2 separate regions of the Homo sapiens genome follow, and region 1 is linked to region 2. A link is an interaction called in ENCODE POLR2A ChIA-PET data of the cell type or tissue named here. Cell type or tissue: CD4-positive, alpha-beta T cell. All regions are shown on one strand. Links, peaks and the distances in the headings refer to the core of each region. The heading gives the core; the rest is flanking DNA. Region 1 holds the start of GRK2 (G protein-coupled receptor kinase 2). Region 2 overlaps LOC100130987 (a long non-coding RNA gene).

Region 1 (9,201 bases), core at 904-8,903, 80 kb before region 2:
TCCCACTCCACATCCACCCCAATCCAATGGGCAGGGAGTTCTACCTCCCCAGAGCGTGCCATAGGATAGCAGGCAGAGGGACAGGGAGAGAAACATACCTTGAAAGACCCAGAAGAGGAAAGGCAAAGAGGTAGAAAGGGATGGATAGAAAAGAGACCATGGAGGAAGACGGGGGGGAGACATAAATGAGGCCCAGGATACTCTAGTGTGACAGTGGCCACTCGGCGGGTCGTCTCCCCAGCCCAACGCTTCACACACCTTTTTTTTTTTTTGAGATGGTGTCTCACTCTGTCGCCCAGGCTGGGGTACAGTGGCGCGATCTCGGCTCACTGCAACCTCCGCCTCCCGGGTTCAAGTAATTCTCCTGCCTCAGCCTCCCGAGTAACTGGGACTACGCGACCACCACCACGCCAGGCTAATTTTTGTATTTTTAGGAGAGACGGGGTTTCGCCATGTTGGCCAGGCTAGTCTTGAACTCTTGACCTCAGGTGATCCGCCCGCCTCGGCCTCCCAAAGTGCTGGAATTACAGGCTTGAGCCACCGCGACCGGCCCGCTTCACACATCTTATCTGAGTTAATCCTCAAAACAATCCAGTGAGGCCACGCGTGGGACGCCCTTTGTACAGATGAAAAAGGCTCTGCCCTAAGAAGTTAAGTAACTTGCCTAGGGCACCCAGCCGGGTTCCTAGAAGGTGGCACTGGCATCCTACCCCAAGTCTTTCCTACCCCACCCCTCGACACATGGCAAGTACCAGCGGTCACAATGTGGGCCCAGTGGGAGCGACGAGACCGTGAGTCGGACACTCACAAGCCGGTTAGGAGCGTCAAGGGGCAAAGCGGCTCTGGGAACAAGCTGCTCGGCGGCGCCGAGGCGCATGCGCGCTGGGCAGGGCTCCTGGCGGGCCGGGCGGGGCTCCGGGATGAGGATGAGGATGAGGGCGAGGGCGGGGGCGGGGGTTCGGGGACGGGGCCGGGCCTGGCAGCTCGCTGGGGCCCCGTCTCGGCAAAAACTCTGAGGTGGAAGAGGACCTTGGATCCGGGGACAGTGCGGGGACTGTGTGAACTTTCCAGAGAGTTCCAGGAGGAGGCGATGCTCCTGGGAGGCGGGTCGAGAGAAGCTAGGGGTCTCGAAACCCCTGCCATGGTTGGTGGGCTGGCGCCTGCGGGCTAACAATCCCCACCCAAGGTCCCTGCCCTCTGCAGAAAGGAGCGAAGGGCCCGGGCGTCCTGGTGATGTTGGAGCCTCCCGGATAACCAGGGCCCTTTTTCCCTCAGGGCCTTTGCATCTACTGTTCCGCATACCTGAAAAGCTCTTTTCTCTGCCCCTAAAACAACTGCTTCCCTCCCATCCTCTGGCTCTGACAAAAACGCCCTGAGTTTTCCCTGACTTCACCTGAAGAGGCTCCTGATTCTTAGAACTTGTCACGTGCCTCACAGGGATGTTCCCGCTTTCAATGAGATCAGCTGGGCTCTGCAGTGCCCTGCACATAAGGAGAACCCAACACTTGTCAGCGGCTGTTATCACGTATGGTTTGCCTCTAAGCTCCCCTCCTGTGTCTTCCCGTGTTGGATCCGCAACGCCAAGTACAGGTGCCTGGCATGTAGTAGGAGCTCAACAAATACTGTCAAATAATCGGGTGAATGAATCAACTCCCAGCATCCCGGCCAGAGCCTGACACTGTCTGGGGACCTGACATCAGAGGAATGGCTGTCCATGTTGGGGAGGAGTGTCCCCAGGTCAATCTGGCACACACCTGCTGAGGTCAAGGAAGCCCCGAGCTCACCCTCCTGCTCTGCAAAGCCCAGGCTGGAGGCGGAGAAGAGAGGTCTCAGCAGGACAAAATTCGCACTCCCGGGCCTTGGCACGTGCCACTTCCAACCTCTCTCATGCTCATGCACACAATGTCATGTTCAAGACTTTACCCAACCCTCCCCGACCCCTCCCCTGACCTTCTCCCGAGTGCCCTCACTTCCTTAAACTATAGCTCTTGCCAGGTTAATTGGAGATATGTGTTTAGGGGTTTTCTTCCCCACCAGACTGGGCTAACACTGAGTCTTGATTCTTTATGCAGCCCTTACCCTTACTTTGTGCTGGGGATGAGGGGTGCAGCAGTGACCAGGACAGAAATGCCAAGGGAGAGACCGCTGAGCAGGATATCTTCCGCCCACAAGGTGGCAGCACGAGGAGGAGCCTGCCACTCCGGAAGTGGGGAAGGGCAGTCCAGGCAAGGGAACTGTAAAGTTAAAGCCCCAGAGGTGGAAATGGACTTGGCTTGTTCTAGTGACAGAAGGAAGACCAGAGAGGCTGGAGACTAAGAGGAAGGGGAAGAATGGAAATTGCTGAGTTAGAGAGATAGGCAGGCACCAGTCTGTGCGGGTCTCATGGGCCACAGGAAGTGGGGTGGATTTTATCCTAAGTGCAGGGGCAGTCGTTGGGGGTGGGCTTTGATGGAGATCTATAGAAGCTCAACCCACAGGAACGGCAGGGCGCGCGGAGAGGAGGCTGGTGCAGGCATGCAGGCGAGAGGTGATTGAGACTCGGGCCAGGGTTTAGCAGGGCACAGTGGACGGATCAAGGATGTACTTCAGAGACAGATACGCCAGAGATGCTGTATGACAGCAGGGGTATACATCGGGGTGGGGGCCAGGTGAGGAAAGAGAGGAATCGAGGACAGCTCCTACATTTTGGGAAAATGGAGGATCCACGCCTGAGATGGGGAGGCGGGAGAGGAGCAGGTTGGACAGGGGCTGGGTAGTGGGAGCAAGAGCTCAGTGTGGGCCGCGCTAAGTTTGCAACATCTATTAGTCATCCAGTGGCGATGCCAAGTAATGATGTGTCTGTGGGGCTGCCAGCTGAGCAGAGATGGGGCTCTACTCCACTTTGCACTCCTAGCATCCTGGTCAGGGCCTGGAGCAGTCTAGGCACAGAACAAAGGTTTGTTGAGAGAAGGAAGGCCTGCCTGTGAAGGCAAGTTTGCAATCGACCTTCCTAGGACCAACAGAGGCAACACCGTCCCCAAAACCAGTCTTCCCCAGGCCTAGGGCTCACACCAACCTCTTCTGAACCTGGAGCTTCCTGAAGTCACTTTTCCTGGGCCCAGGAATCAATGAAGGGAGACCAGCCCCCCTCAAAAGACCCCAGCTTCAGGCCTGGCAGGGGGTGTGGATTGGGCTGTGGGTGGGAGGGACTGAGTTTTTAGGTGGGGATGGGAAGGTAAGGCCACCTCTTGGAACAGGATGGCTGGCATTTCAGAACTCACACACAGACTCTGGTCCAACAAGTTCATCAGGTAGAATTTTTAAAATAGAGGCTATTCCCGAAAACCCTGGCTGACATGTGGCTGTGCTCGCAGTCCAGAGGAGTCAGGACAGGGCTGTGGGGAGAGGAGGTTAGAGGCTTCATGTTGTGGCATCTGGCCTTGTTCCACCCCAAAACCCATGTGTTCCAAGAGCTCATTCACTCATTCATTCACTCATCAAACACTGATGCCTTTGAGTCGGGTCCTGTGGTGGGCACTGGGAGCAAAGGATGAACTAGGGGCACCAGTGACAGTGGGGGACAGTATGTCCTCTTTAAATATATATATCAGCATTTCCAACATCAGGATGCATTTTCCAATTGATGCTGACATGTAACGAGGCTTCACTCCCCACTGTCGAAACTTGCAACAATGCATCTTGCAACTGAAAATGGAAAACAGGGCCTAGAAGGTGGTAAGTGTAGAATTGGAGATGTACATAGTTGGGGTCAGGGAGTCAGGGAAGACTACCTGGAGGAGGTGAGTCTTAGCGGATGAGTAGGAGTTGTCCACGGAGGAAGGTACACAGAAGGGCTTCCAGGCCCAGGAAACAGCAGAGGCACAGAAGTGAGAATGGGTGGGTGAGTTGGTGGGGAAACTCCAGGTGCAGAGGATGGTAGCGAAACAAACTGGAGCATTCAAGGTCCAAGTCCTCCAAGATCTTGACTTGCAGATTAAGGAGTTTGTTCACCTAATCTGCTTTGGGCAGAGTGTGGTGAGTCCTAGAGACCCCTCTAGGTCTCTCACTCTCAGTAGCCCCAGAAGGCCTGGAGAGCTGCTTCTGGGTGCCAAGCAGGCAGTGACTCCATCAGATCTAGATTTGGGAAAAGCATCCCTGGTCAGGGCCTGCATCAGGGCAGTGGCTGGCCATGAGGACCCTGAGAAGTAGACAGATTCACGGAGATTCTCAGGAGGCCAGACAGGAGACTATGGTGACAAATTAGATTAGAGAAGGGGAGAGAATGAAGGAGCAGTTGGGGAAAAGAAAACTGAGGCTCTGACATGGGTATATGGGTGGCGAGTGACTCACCACCCACTGAGAGGAGAACCTCACAAGCTCTGACATGCTCTGGTTCCAGGTTCTGTTGGGGCTGATCCAAGATGGTAGCCTAGAGGTGCACAGAGATGGGGGCCTTGCTTTGCAAAAGGATGCTGGCTGCTGGCCCACAGCATGGTAATGAGATTTGAGCTTTATGTGCCCAGGGCTGGGAGGAGGGTCCTGTCACTTTGAAAGCAAAGAGAGGCTCTAGAGAGGGGCATGTTGAGATAGGAATGCTGCCTTGAGACACCTGGCTTTCCCCACTCTGGGTGGGCTCTCAGCAGGGTGGGTTTCCCCTGCCAGGCAGCACTGAAACCTCTGTGCGCTTCCGGGCTGGGAGAGTTTTTACCGTAACTACATGTGGAACCATCCTGAAGGAACATCTGGATGGGATGGGGTACAGGGAAGGGAGCTGCCAAGAGTGCTGGCCAGGGACCTGGGTCTATGAGCTGGTTGGGGGGTGGGGTTGGGTGCAGGGTACTTGATCCTGAGTGGGCCTTCTGCGGCCAGGATTGGTTCTAGAGTAGGAGGGGTGGGATCAGGGATGGGGGAAGCCTGTAACTGCGCTGCAGTTGTCAGGTCCCAGGTTCTGGGTGACCTACTAAGGATTCTGGGTCCAGTGTGGGTCCCAGGTTAGACGTCCTAGTCCTGAGTCCGTGTCCACAGTTCTGGGTGTTGAGTCTAGGACAGTGATCTGGAGTTGACAGTCCAATCTAGGTCTGAGTCCTGACCCCAAGTCTAGAGTTCAGGGTCATGGTAGTAGCCTAGGGTCAGAATCAAGGTTGGGGTCAGTAACCAGGATGGGATCGAGGTCATGGTCCAAAATCTGGATCTGGGGACCTGTTGGGGGTCTGAGGTGAGTGTCGCAGTCTGGGTATGGCGTTGGAGACCCAGGGCTGTGATCTGAGGTCATGGTTAGAGTCTGAGGTGGTGGGCCAAGGTTTGAGTCTGGGGTCCTGTTTGGAGTCTGGTGTCAGGTCGTGGACTGCGTCCAAGGTCAGGGAGTCCGGGGTTATAGCCAGGGTCTGAGATGAAAGTCCCAGGATGGTGTTCAGAGGTCTGAATCTGTGTCTTGGTGAGCGTCCAGGTTCCCTGTGATCACGTTTGGTGTCAGGGCTGCGGCCCGACTGGGGAGCCTGGGATCCAGAGATGTGACCCGAGGTTGTGGTCAGAGAATGGGTCTCGGGTCGTCTTCCGTGCCGGGTCCCTGTCGTGTTCCAGGCCCGGGTCTCCGTCCAGCATCGAGGGCCGAGGTCACGGCCAGGGTCTGAGCCCGCGGTCGCAGGTCTGGTTCGGGGTCAGATTCCGCGCGGCCTCCAGGGGGCGCCGTCGCCCGCCCGGCTCGGCCCCTCGCGGGCTCGCTGGCGTTGTGCGCGGCAGGCGGGGCCGGAGGCGGCGGCGGCTCCGGGGCGCGGGCGCGCGGGCGGCGGCGGCGGCGGCGCCCCGACTGCAGTCCCGGCGGGAGCGGAGCGCGAGCCGGGGCCGGGCCCGAGCCGGCGCCATGGGGCGGCGCCGCCTGTGAGCGGCGGCGAGCGGAGCCGCGGGCGCCGAGCAGGGCCAGGCGGGAGGCGTCGGCGCCCGAGGCCGAGCGAGCCGCGGCCGGGCCGGGCCGAGCGCCGAGCGAGCAGGAGCGGCGGCGGCGGCGGCGGCGGCGGGAGGAGGCAGCGCCGCCGCCAAGATGGCGGACCTGGAGGCGGTGCTGGCCGACGTGAGCTACCTGATGGCCATGGAGAAGAGCAAGGCCACGCCGGCCGCGCGCGCCAGCAAGAAGATCCTGCTGCCCGAGCCCAGGTGAGGAGAAGCTGCCCGCGGCCCCGGCCCGACCCCGCGGGCGCCCCGGCCGCGGCCCCGAGACCCTGGCCCCATGCTCGACCCCGCGACCTGGACCCCCGGGGCCGGCTCTCGCAACCCCCTGTCGGCCCCCCAGCCCGGAGCAGCCCGGCCTTGGCGCCTGCGGGTCCAGACCCTAAGCCCCAGACCCTGGGCGCCTGAGCCCGGAGCGCCCCAACTCCGGAGCTCCTCTGCCCCATCGGTCCCCGGACCCAGTCGGGTCCCCCTGGCCGCCCTGCTGCTTCCTTATCGTGCTCCACCGGCCCCCCGAAGTCGCTGTCAGCCCCTGGCTCCCGCCTTCTCCCACGGGGGCCCGGCGCGCCCCTTCATCCTTCTCGGAGCAGCCCTTGGTCCCTGTGGGGTCCCCTCCCCTCCGCTGGCCACCATTTACCTCGCCTGACGATGTCACCCACCCTTTTGCTGTCCCTGCTCACGGCACTCGCTTTAGGGTTTCCACTACCCCCACCCGTCTCTCCTCCAGTCTACACTTGTGTGAGGTGTTGGGGGACAGCCAGTCTTCCGGACTCTTCTCCCACCCTCTGGTGGGGTCGCTGTCCTGGAGTTGGGCTCGAGAGTGCTTTCAGGGCGGCGTGGTGAGCAGGACCTAGGGTGCTGCGGGCACCCTCCCCCTCGGACCGCGCTCAGGTCGGGGAAACATCCCCTGTGCCCTCTCCCCTACATTTCTCCTCTGGCAGGCCCTGCATATGGTGCCCCGTGGGTGCTGTTGACCAGGGGCCCTCCCAGCACACCTGCAATGGCTGGACCTTAGCTGCCGCCTCTGTAAGACAACTGACATCACACCTGGTATCAAAGTTTAGACTGTTCAGGATGTAGGTGCAAAAGTACACAGGATGTGGACGATTGCTGCGGTTTGTCCAGCATTTTATGGCTGATAGAGTATCTCTCCACTGTGTGAGCCTCTCAGCAGCGCATGGGGTGGCGAGGACAGGTGTGGTTTTGTCCCTGTGGAACAGATGGGGAAACTGAAGCTCCAGAGGTGAGTGGCCTGCCCCGAGTCACACAGGTAGTCCCAGGTGGCACCTGGCCAACAGATCAGGGCTTCAGACTTCTGGTTCTACATTTCATCAGCTACCCTGGCCTGTGCCAGGGAGCAGACGTGCCCGCCACGATTCTTTGTGTCGTGTGGCAACTCCTTGTGCATGCCTGAGAGTTGGCCTCCTCCTGGTGCCCCAGCGGGCTGGGGATGGGGCCTGTCCACACTGCCGTGGTCTTATCTTGTGACTCTGGGTAAGTCTCTTCCCTCACTGGGCCTCGGTCTTCTCATCTGTGAAATGTGGATGGCGTGAAATAAGAGCTGTGACTCTGCGGTGTCCCTCAGCCTTTGAAGCAGCCGTCTAAGCTCTGGCTGACGCTGCAGGGGTGCCCCATGCCCATGGCCCTCACCGCCCCCCTGTGCCATGCCCTGCTCACTGGGTGTTTGGATTGACTGAACGTCAGGCCTGGGAGAGGAAAATTGGTCTGCATTTTGAAAAGGCCGTTAGGGCCTTTTTTTTTCTAAGACATTTGCAATCAGATTTCTCAAAACAGGAACCAGACTGACTGTCAGCTGGGGGCTGTCCAGGGAGCAGTGACGGTTAGTACAGAAATGAGTTCAGAAATGACAAACCCACGAGGGAGGAAACGGGGGAGTCAGCCTCTAGGGCTCAAAACGGCTCTCCTTGGTGGCTGCAGCCTCGAGACCCTCCTGCAGGATGGAGTTCTGCAACTGTGAGGCGGGGCCTTTTCTGGAACTGTCTGCGTTCGGGTAATCTCCCCCCAGAATGCATTGCTTCTGATGGGGCGCCGCCTTGGCTCTGCAGGTGTCAGAACCCTGAGAAACGAGATGGTCTTCTTTTCCTGTCCCCTTTCCCATCCATGGTAGTGATGGCGGTGATAGCAATAATGATAGGAATTATTACTGACTTACCTATTTTGATATCTGTCATCTCAGTTCTTCCAGCAACCAACCTGTGAAGCTGGCAAGGCCATGCCTTGCATGTAGTAGTTGCTCAAGAAATACCAGGACTGTGTGGCACCCCCATGCAGTCCTGAGCAGAAACAAGGTTGGATAGGATTCTAGGAGGACAGCAGGAGGCCGAGCCAGGCAGCCCAGGTTTTCACATTGGGTCACCATCAGCAGCATGGCCTTCCGCAAATCGCCCACATCTGTGAAACGGACTGGAGGTGCGAGCGCCGAATGTCAGTGCGCTAAGGCCTGGGAAGGGCTACTGGCCACCCCTACATGGGGGTCCAGGCCTGGGGCATTAGGGAGCAGGCCACCCTTTGCATAACGCCTTGCCTTGCACACCCAGTGGGGCAGAGCACGCCGCCCCCCGCCCCCCGCCGCCCCAGTGGTGATCCTGACCATGTTTCATGTTTGCCTGACACTTTTCCACTTGCAGAGTGCTTTTTACTCTGTTTTGTCCTTTTGACAACTGTGAGAGGCAGGCCCAGCAGTTAGGATTCTCCCCTTTAGCAGTTGAAGTTATTGAGGCTCAGGGAGGGGAGGAGTCGTGTCCTCGTCACAGAAGAAAGCTGGAATGGGGCCTCGGGTTTCTGGACCACACAGGCCAGTGCTGTTTCTTTGCTGTGCTTTATCCCCTCCACCCACCCCTGCACACCACTGTTCTCGCCTCTGTCCACATTTTGCGGTGTGGGCTGACTGGCACCCCTTGTCTGGGGCCATCGGCTGTCACAGTTCACAAGGCTCAGCCCTCTTCCCGTTGGCTGGGATGGAGAACTGAGCTGCCGTGGCAAAGCTACTGCACCGAGGGGCAGCCCCACTCCAGGGTCCCGTCAGATGCAGGAGCCTGTCTTCCCCATACCCACAAGGTCAAGGTCAGAGTCAGGGAGAGGGGCTGTGGCTTGTCCCAGTGACAGGTTGCCACTGGGAATTGTTCATACCTTGAGGTGGCCCACCTTGGCAGCCCCTCCATGGCTGGTGCCTGGGGATGTGTCTTGGCCAAGAACTGGGGCTGGCATCACAGCTCTGAGTTCCAAAGGCTAGGGAATGGGAGTGGTTAGGCACAGTGC
Region 2 (9,201 bases), core at 590-8,589:
GGTGGCGGGCACCTGTAATCCTGGCTACTCAGAAGGATGAGGCAGAGAATTGCTTGAACCCAGGAGGCAGAGGTTGCAGTGAGCCACGATTGCGCTACTGCACTCCAGCCTGGGCAACAGAGCAAGACTCTGTCTCCAAAAATAAAATAAAATAAAATAAAATAAAATAAAATAAAATGAAATTGTTAAGTCCCTAGTAAGACTAAGAAAATAGAGAAAATATAAATCCCCAATTATCAGGAATGAAACAGTGAAATTAAAAATAGATCCTAAACCTAAATGTAAAAGCTAAAACAATGAAATATCTAGAAAAAAATAGAAAATATTTGTTACTTTGGGGTAGGTAAACATTTCTTAGGACATAAAAAGCAGTAACAAAAAAAATGATAAATTGGATTTCATCAAAATTTAAAACTTTGGGCCGGGTGTGGTGACTGATGCCTGTAATCCTAGCACTTTGGGAGGCCGACACAGGTGGATTATGCGAGGTCAGGAGTTTGAGACCAGCCTGGCCAACATGGTGAAATCCTGTCTCTACTAAAAATACAAAAATTAGCTGGGCATGGTGGCACATGCCTGTAATCCCAGCTACGTGGGAGGCTGAGGTAGGAGAATCGCCTAAACCCAGGAGGCGGAGGTTCCAGGTGAGCCAAGATCACGCCATTGCACTCCAGCCTAGGCAACAAGAGCAAAACTCCATCACACACACAGACACACACGCACACACACACACATTTTAAAACTTTCGTTCTTCTAAAGATACTATTATGAAAAAAATTCTGGCCGGGTGCAGTGGCTCACGCCTATGATCCCAGCACGTTGGGAGGCCGAGGAAGGCAGGTGGATTGCTTGAGGTCAAGAATTTTGAGACCAGCCTGGCCAACGTGGTGAAACCCCATCTCTACTAAAAATACAAAAATTAGCCAGGTGTGGTGGCACGCGCCTGAAATCCCAGCTACTCGGGAGGCTGAGGCAGGAGAATCCCTTGAACCTGGGAGGCAGAGGTTGCAGTGATCCAAGATCGCCCCACTGCACTCCAGCTAGGGTGACAAAGCGAGACTCTGTCTCAAAAAAAAAAAAAATTCCAAAAATTTTATCTGGAACCACTAAAGACCCCAAATAGCCAAAGCAATCCTAAGCAAAAATAACAAAGCTGGAGGCATCATACTACCTGAGTTCAAAATATACTACAAAGCTATAGTAACCAAAACAGCATGGTACAGTCATAAAAACATACACATAGACCAGTGGAACAGTATAGATAACCCAGAAATAAATTCACACAACTGATTTTCAGTAAAGGTGCCAAGAATATACATTGGGGAAAAGATGGTCTCTTCAATAAGTGGTGCTGGGAAAACTGGATATCCACATTCAGAAGAATGACAAAAATTAACTCAAAATGGATTAAAGACTTAAATATAAGACCTCAAACTATAAAACTACTAGAAGAAAACACAGGAGAAATGCTTCCTGACATTGACCTAGGCAAGGATTTTTGAGATAGGACCTCAAAAGCACAGGCAACCAAAGCAAAAGTAGACCAATGGGATTACATCAAACAAAAAGCTTCTGCACAGCAAAGAAAACAATAGAGCATGGCCAGACACAGCAGCTCACACCTCCAGTACCAGCTACTCTGGAGGCTGAGGTGGGAGGATTGCTTAAGCCCAAAAGTTTGAGGCTGCAGTAAACTTTGATTGTGCCATTGCACTCCAGCCTGGGTGACAGAGCAATACTCCATCTCAAAAAAATAAAATGGTAGAACCACTTCGGAAAACAGACTGGCAGTTTACTCTAAAGTCAAATATATATATATGATATATAATGTAGCAATATGATTCTTTGGCATATAGCCAAGAAAAAATGAAAACCTGCCCACACAAAGACTTGTACATGAATGTTTATAACAGCTCCATCCATCAGAGTCTAAAACTGGAAACAACCCAAATGTTCATCAGCTGATAAATGGGATAAATACATTTTAGTATATTCACACAATGGATTTTTTTTTTTTTTTTTTTTTTTGAGACGGAGTCTTGCTCTGTCATCCAGGCTAGAGTGTGGTGGCACGATCTCGGCTCACTGCAACCTCTGCCTCAAAGGTTCAAGCAATTTTCCTGCCTCAGCCTCCTGAGTAGCTGGAATTACAAGCGCGCGTCACCACACCTGGTTAATTTTTTTTGTATTTTTAGTAGAGACGGGGTTTCCCCATGGTGGTCAGGCTGGTCTTGAACTCCTGACCTCATGATCTGCCCGCCTTGGCTTCCCAAAGTGCTGGGATTACAGGTGTGAGCCACTGTGCCCGGCCAATACACAATGGAATATTATTCAGCAACAAAAGTGAATGAACTTGGCCAGGCATGGTGGCTCATGCCAGTAATCCCAGCACTTTGGGAGGCTGAGGCAGGAAGATTGCTTGAGTCCAGGAGTTCAAGACCATCCTGGGCAACATAACGAGAATTAATTAATTTTTTTTTTTTCCACATAGAGATGGTGTTTCACTCTGTTGCCCCAGACTGGTCTCAAATTCTCTTGAGCTTAAGCAATCCTCCTGCCTTGGCCTCCCAACATGCTGGGATTATAGGCATGAGCCACTGCACTTGGCCCTTATTTTTTTTTGGAGACAGAGTCTTGCTCTGTCACCTAGGCTGGAGTACAGTGGTACAGTCACACCTCATTACAGCCTCAACCTACCAGGCTCAAGGGGTCCTCCCCAACGTCAGCCTCCCGAGTAGCTGGAACCACAGGTGCAAGCCGCCACAGTGGGCTAATTTTTAACAGTTTTTGTAGAGACAAGATTTTGCTATGTTACCTGGGCTGGACTTGAACCCTTGGCCTCAAGCAACCTCCCACCTTGGCCCCCCAAATATTTGGGATTACAGGTGTGAACCACCGCACCTGGCCCAGTCTCTTATGGATGACAGACTTTTAGGCTATTTATGTTCTTTGCTATTACAAAGAGTTTTATAATAAATAACCTTACATATGTTATTTTACATATACCAACGTATCTGTAGGATAAATTTCTAGATATAGACTGAAAAGGATAGGTGCATTTATAATTTTGATATATAATGCCAAATTAGTGTCCTTGGAGTTGTACAAGTGTATACTCCAGCATTGCAGAACTAGAATAGTCAGATCCTGGCCAGCCATTCTCCCGAGAGCATGTGGAGAGGTGGGCTGGATGGCTCACTGCAATGATGACTGTCTCTACTCTGCACCTCAGAGGACCTCAGCTAAGCACTCCATGGCCAGCCCACTGGAGGCACAGGCTTCAAAACAGGAAACGAAAAGGGCCTGCTTCTGCAGTTGACAGCTTTGATGCCTTCCTCACTGAGAAGGCCTTAGGAGAAGATGGCTCCTGCCATCAAGGCCACACAACTCCTATGGAGAAGTGACTTAGAGCCCAAAGAGTTGCATTTACAACTCTCACACAAATGATTCTCACGGGCTAGACAGGATCAAAAAGTACGTGTGAGTAGGCTGGGCACAGTGGCTCACACCTGTAATCCCAGCACTTTGGGAGGCCGACGTGGGCAGATCACCTGAGGTCAGGAGTTCGAGCCCAGTCTGGTCAACATGGTGATACCCCGTCTCTACTAAAAATATAAAATTAGCTGGGCATGGTGGTGCCTGCCTGTAATCCCAGCTACTCGGGAGGCTGAGGCAAGAGAATCCCTTGAACCTGGGAGGCAGAGGTTGCTGTGAGCCAAGATTATGCCACTGCACTCCAGCCTGGGGGATAGAGCAAGAGTTTGTTTCAAAAAAAAAAGTAGATGTGAGTGAAGTGGGACGATTTGGTCAGCTTTTTTTTTTTTTTTTTTTTTTTTTTTACACAGGGTCTTGCTGTGTTGCTCAGGCTGGAGTGCTGTAGTGGGAATATGGCTCACTGCATTTCAACTTCATGGGCTCAAGTGATCCTCCTGCCTCAGCCCCACTATCTGGGGCCACAGGCGTGTGCCACACCGAGCTAATTTTTAGTTTTTTTTTGTTTTTTGTAGAGACAGGATACCCCTTTGTTGCCCAGGCTGGTCTCAAACTCCTGGGCTCAAGTGATCCTCTTTCCTCAGCCTCCCAAAGTGCTAGGATTACAGGGGTAAGCCACTATGACCAACCTCAGCCAGCTTTGAGCGCTTACTATGTAGCCAACCTTGTGTTAGGTATACACCAGCAGAGATAAAATATTCTCTAGCACTGAAAACAATGAAGCGTATTGTTGTGGCAATGTGACATGCTGTAATAAAACAGAAACAGGTTACCGTGGGAAGCAGAGGGGAAATCCTTAACTCTCTTCAGGGAAGGCTGCACAGAGTGAAAAACATCCTGCAGTCAAGGGCAGGGCCTGCAGGCATAGGAACCATTGGCGCCTCTAGGTGAGGTGAAGGGGCATCCACGAGGTCAGGATGGAGGCTCACATCCCAGAGGGAGCTCCTAGGAGATGCCTTTTCCTTCAAGAGACAAAGGACCAAAGTTGGGCTTAAGAAGGACTCAGATCTCAGATGCCAACACATGGTCTACCATCACTTGTTCACCTGGAGGGCACCCCTACTCGTCCTTACATACTCAGCTGAAGGTTGTCATAGGCCAGGCCCATGCCTGTCTTGCAGCATTGTTTGAAGTATACTTGCGCGTCTGTTTTCTGTCTCCCTACTACAGTGAGCTCTTGGGGCTTAGGGCCTGGGGTTCTAATCATTTGCATCTGCCATGACTAGCACAAAGTTATGGTTTTCTAGCTTAGGACTCAGGTGGATAGACTCAGGTGGATAAACTGCGTGGAAAACCAGGAATCATTTTGAGAATCTCTTGAGTCCCAGAGGTGGCAGTAACCCAAATTGGCCTCAAGCTGGCACTGTTGTAGTTTTCTTCTGTTTCTAGACCAGTTCAGAAACTTGCTTCTTTCCTGTGTTGACTTTAGTTTCTTGGTAAATTAGCTCCTTAAACCTTCAAGCTACTAGTGAGTTTGTCTGAGGGTGGATAAATGTTGCCACACCTGAGTCAATAAAGAATGAATCAGTGTGGCCTTCATAGAGGGGTGTGGTACTGGTAGTTACCATGACAGCCAAAGACACTCGAGAGAACTACAAAACGAGGATAGCGGGAAGTGGGAAATGGAGGAATGGAATTGAGGGCAAGTCCCCTCCATGCTTCCTGACAGTGTCTTCCTTGATGTCTCTGCAGCATCACACCGGTGACCTCTGGGACACTGCTCTGCCTTGGTTCTCCTGCCACTCTGAGCACTCTTCCCCTCTGGTTTGCTGGATCTTCTTCCACCATTTTCTAGAGAGAATTTTCCCAGGTGCCATGCTTGGTCTTCTCTTTGACTGTCTCTCTTGAATCTTTCATCTGTGCGCATAGGTCAGTTCTATGCAGGTGATTTCCTTGTCCCCTGGATACTGCCCCTCCCCTGACCTCTCTGCTGGACTTGAGCTCTGTTTCCATTTCCTACCAGATGTTTCCATTTGGTGTCCTGTCGTCATCTCAAACCAAGCATGTATAAAATTGAGCCTGTCTTCCCCCTCCCAGTTTCCATTTTTCTTCCCATGGCATCAGCATTCTCTCACCCACCCAAGCTCAAAACCTGAGTCATATTTGACACCTCCTCCCCATTCTTCCCTTACCAAATGCAAGTTTTGCCAACTTCTTTTGCAACATCTCTTATAGTTCTTTGTCCCTTTATTTTATTTATTTTTATTTTTTTTGAGATGGAGCTTCGCTCTTGTTACCCAGGCTGGAGTGCAGTGGCGCGATCTTGGTTACTGCATCACTGCAACCTCCGCCTCCCCGGTTCAAGTGATTCTCCTGCCTCAGCCTCCTGAGTAGCTGGAATTACAGGCATGCACCACCACGCCCAGCTAATTTTGTATTTTTAGTAGAGACAGGGTTTCTCCACGTTTGTCAGGCTGGTCTCGAACTCCCAACCTCAGGTGATCCACCCGCCTCGGCCTCCCAAAGTGCTGGGATTACAGGCATGAGCCACCGCTCCCAGCCAAATGCTAGTTTTTTATGATTTTATGTGGAAACCTCTGTGGTATATACTTCACAGCTCTGTGCACCTAGCCTGTGGCACACACATAATTCCCTCCTGCTTGCCTTTGTTCAGCTCATTCCCTTAGTCTAGAACACTATTCTCTGGCTGGGTGTGGCAGTTCACTCCTGTAATCCCAATACTTTAGGAGGCCAAGGCAGGAGGATTATTTGGCCTCAGGTGTTTGAGACCAGCCTGGGCAACATAGCAGGACTATCTCTCTAAAAAAAAAAAAAAATTTTTTTTTAATTAGCTGTGTATGACACGTGCCTATAGTCCCAGTTACTTGGGAGACCAAGGCAGGAAGATGGCTTGAACCTGGGAGTTTGAGGCTGCAGTGAGCCATGATTGCACCACTGTGCTCCAGCTTGGGCAACAGAGCAAGACCCTTTCTCAAAAAAAAAAAAAAAAAAAAAAAAAAAATATATATATATATATATATATATATATATATATATATATATATATGCTTTTTAGTATTTCTGAAGTGCTGTTCAAACTGAGTGAGGTGGTATAGTAGATGTATCAGGGGTACCTGAAAGCAGCCATAAGCCACATGTGGCACATCTTCCTGGAGACTTCATTTTATTTAATTATAAATAATTTCACCTACTTTTATGTTAATACAGCTACTCCAGGCCGGGCACAGTGTCTCATGCCTGTAATCCCAGCATTTTGGGAGTCTGAGGCGAGTGAATCACTTAAGGTCAGGAGTTCAAGAGCAGCCTGGCCAACATGGTAAAACCCCGTCTCTACCAAAAATACAAAAATTAGCCGGGAATGGTGGTGGGTACCTCTAATCCCAGCTACTTGGGAGACTGAGGCACGAGAATTGCTTGAACCCTGGAGGCAGAGGTTGCAGTGAGCCAAGATCATCCCACTGCATTTCAGCCTGAGTGACAGAGTGAGACTCTGTGTCAAAAAAGAAGTACAACTACTCCAGACATATGGAGTAGAATGCAAAATTGATGAAGGAAATGACTAAGAACATTCCGCATGGTGCTGTCCCCTACAGTGGGGAGTCTGCATTCGCCCTGCGGTGGAAGGTGGGAAGGTGAGAAACAGGGACCCCTGATTAGAAGGGGCTAGGTGCAGATGAGGTGCAGCAGGGGGAATACAATGCAGCGGGAGGAAGGTTGCAGTCCCTGTGCTCGAGGCCCCTGCAGCGGGTCCCTGTCACCCATGGTGCTCTTTCCTTTCTGAGAACTCAGACAATTCAGTGTCTGTGCCACTCCTAGGTTGCCTCGGGAAAGCACTCATATTACATGGTTTTCTAACTTGCCACATATGTAGTCCTTATCTCCTCGACAACATTCTTATCCTCCAACATCTGGAGTGCAGGTGCGGGGTGAATTCAGGCCCTGGTGTTTACTGATTGAGCAAGGCACTTTTCCTCTCAGCCTTGGTTTCCTTATCTGTAAAACATGGATAGTACTTCCCTAATGAGATTGTTCTCAGGATTCAACTAGATAACATGTGTGCAGCATTTCACATAGCAGATGGCATGGATAGGCACTTAGTAAACATCAGAGCCCTCCCAGCAGTGTCAGGCTCTTAGTAAATATCTGATTCTTGAATATTCCCATCCCCAAATATATCCCCCTACCTGAGGCTCCTCTCATATTCTCTGCCTCCCTTCCTGTCACAGTGCATGTGTCTACTGAAGGCCACCCTCTTCCTGTATCCTGGTTCCTGGCCCTCCTCACCCTCACAAAGATCTCACTCACACAACTGCCTCCTCATCTCCGGTAACCTCAGGTTCCCTCGCTACTGGATCTCTCAGATCACTTCTCTCTCTACACTCACTCTGGGGATCTCATCCACTGTTGGAGCTTTCAAGGCCATCTAAAAGATTCCCAAGTTTATATTTTAAACCTAGAATGCCTCAGAATCCGAGACTTACATATCCACTGCCTATACCCCATGTCCCTTTGGAAGTGGCACAGATACTTCAGCATGTCTAAGATGGAGCTCCAGATTCCTGCCCCACCCTTCCCACAAGTCTTCCCATCTTAGTAATGAGAACTCTGTCCTTCCAGTCGCCCAAACCAAAACCTTTGGAGTTATCCTTGGCTCCTCCCTCTTAAATCCCACAGTCGACCAATAGGCAAGTCCTGCCAGTCAGCTCTTCCTTAAAAATACAGAGCGTACCTGGCCACTTCTGAGCAGTCCACCTCCCCACGCTGGTCCAGATCACCCTCAGCTCTCATGAGGCCAACTTCAGTAGCCTCCTGAGTGGTTTTGCTACCTCTGTTTTCCCCAGCTCCACAATCTTGTTTTCCACCAACAGAGTAATGTTTTCGAAACATAAGCTTGACTCTGTCATTTATTGGCTTCAAGCCCTCCAGTATCCTCCCCTCTCACTCAGAATCAAATCCAGTTTCTTATCATGGCCCTAGGGACCAGCCCGCTGCCTGTCTGCCCTCAATTCCCACTACCCTTCCTCACTCCCTGGCCCCCAGCCTCACTGGCCTCCTCAGTGCCTTTCCTGGAGCAGGCTGGAAACACTCCTTCCTCAGGAAGCTTCTCCTTGTTGCTCCTTCTGCCTGGAACCCTCAGATGCAGACCTTGCTCCCTTCCTTCCTTCAAGTCTCTGCTCAAATGCCACCTTAGCAGAGGGCCTTCCCTGACCAGTCTCTCTAACATAGCGCCCCTGGCATCCTTGGACCCTTTCTGATCCCAACTCTGATTTTGCTTACTACTGACTGCTACCTGTCATAATTAACTTACGTGTTTGTTTTTGCCCATCTCCTGACCATTAGTAATACCCCAAGGGGACCTTTGGTGCCTGGCACATAGTGAGTGCTTAGCAGCTGGGCAGGAGGTATGGCATAGTCTGGAAGAGGTTAATGCAAGTGGCCCCTGGTCACTGCACTGCCTCTTGCCTGCTGTGTGCTTTTGGGCAACTTTACTTAACCTTTCTTAGTTTCAGTTCCCCCTCAGTAAAACCTACCTGGAAGGTTTTTTAGGAGGATTCGAGGTAATACATTTAAAGTACCTGAGACATGATCAGTGCTCAGACGGGGGCTACACAGGCCACTTAGCTGCCCTCTAGGCCTGTTTCCAAGAACTTACTAGTGCTGCCTCCATCTACCCCCAGGATAGAGGGCTGCCACAGTAGATGAAGGTAACACTATAGAAGCGGTTACTGACTCTATTCTCCATGTCAT

What was found. ChIA-PET counts read pairs that join two places held together with the same protein. Peaks named below come from ENCODE experiments on the same cell type or tissue, not always from the same donor. Only the 100,000 strongest peaks of a DNase experiment are listed, where the experiment ranks them.
Region 1: POLR2A ChIA-PET joins it to region 2 with 14 read pairs; 18 of 35 experiments call an interaction of 5 or more read pairs at or near these places.

What each region holds. Positions count from the first base shown.
Region 1 is chr11:67,260,684-67,269,884 of GRCh38, forward strand. It overlaps GRK2 (G protein-coupled receptor kinase 2), which reads left to right and starts at 5,790. Exons shown (of 21, transcript NM_001619.5): 1 at 5,790-6,129. The coding sequence starts at 6,017. RefSeq lists silencers at 5,579-5,778, 7,699-7,748 and enhancers at 7,309-7,358, 8,059-8,118. In CD4-positive, alpha-beta T cell, for the core only: CTCF peaks have their summits at 2,149 (motif pointing right) and 5,579; DNase peaks (open chromatin) are centred at 2,188, 5,698, 5,988, 7,508 and 6 weaker places; H3K4me3 peaks cover 3,397 bases; H3K27ac peaks cover 3,148 bases.
Region 2 is chr11:67,341,181-67,350,381 of GRCh38, forward strand. The region is part of intron 2 of LOC100130987 (a long non-coding RNA gene); the gene reads left to right. Among named protein-coding and RNA genes, the nearest start is that of POLD4, 7.8 kb to the right of the region's middle. RefSeq lists a silencer at 6,986-7,125. In CD4-positive, alpha-beta T cell, for the core only: a CTCF peak has its summit at 4,839; DNase peaks (open chromatin) are centred at 3,282 and 4,851; H3K27ac peaks cover 1,533 bases.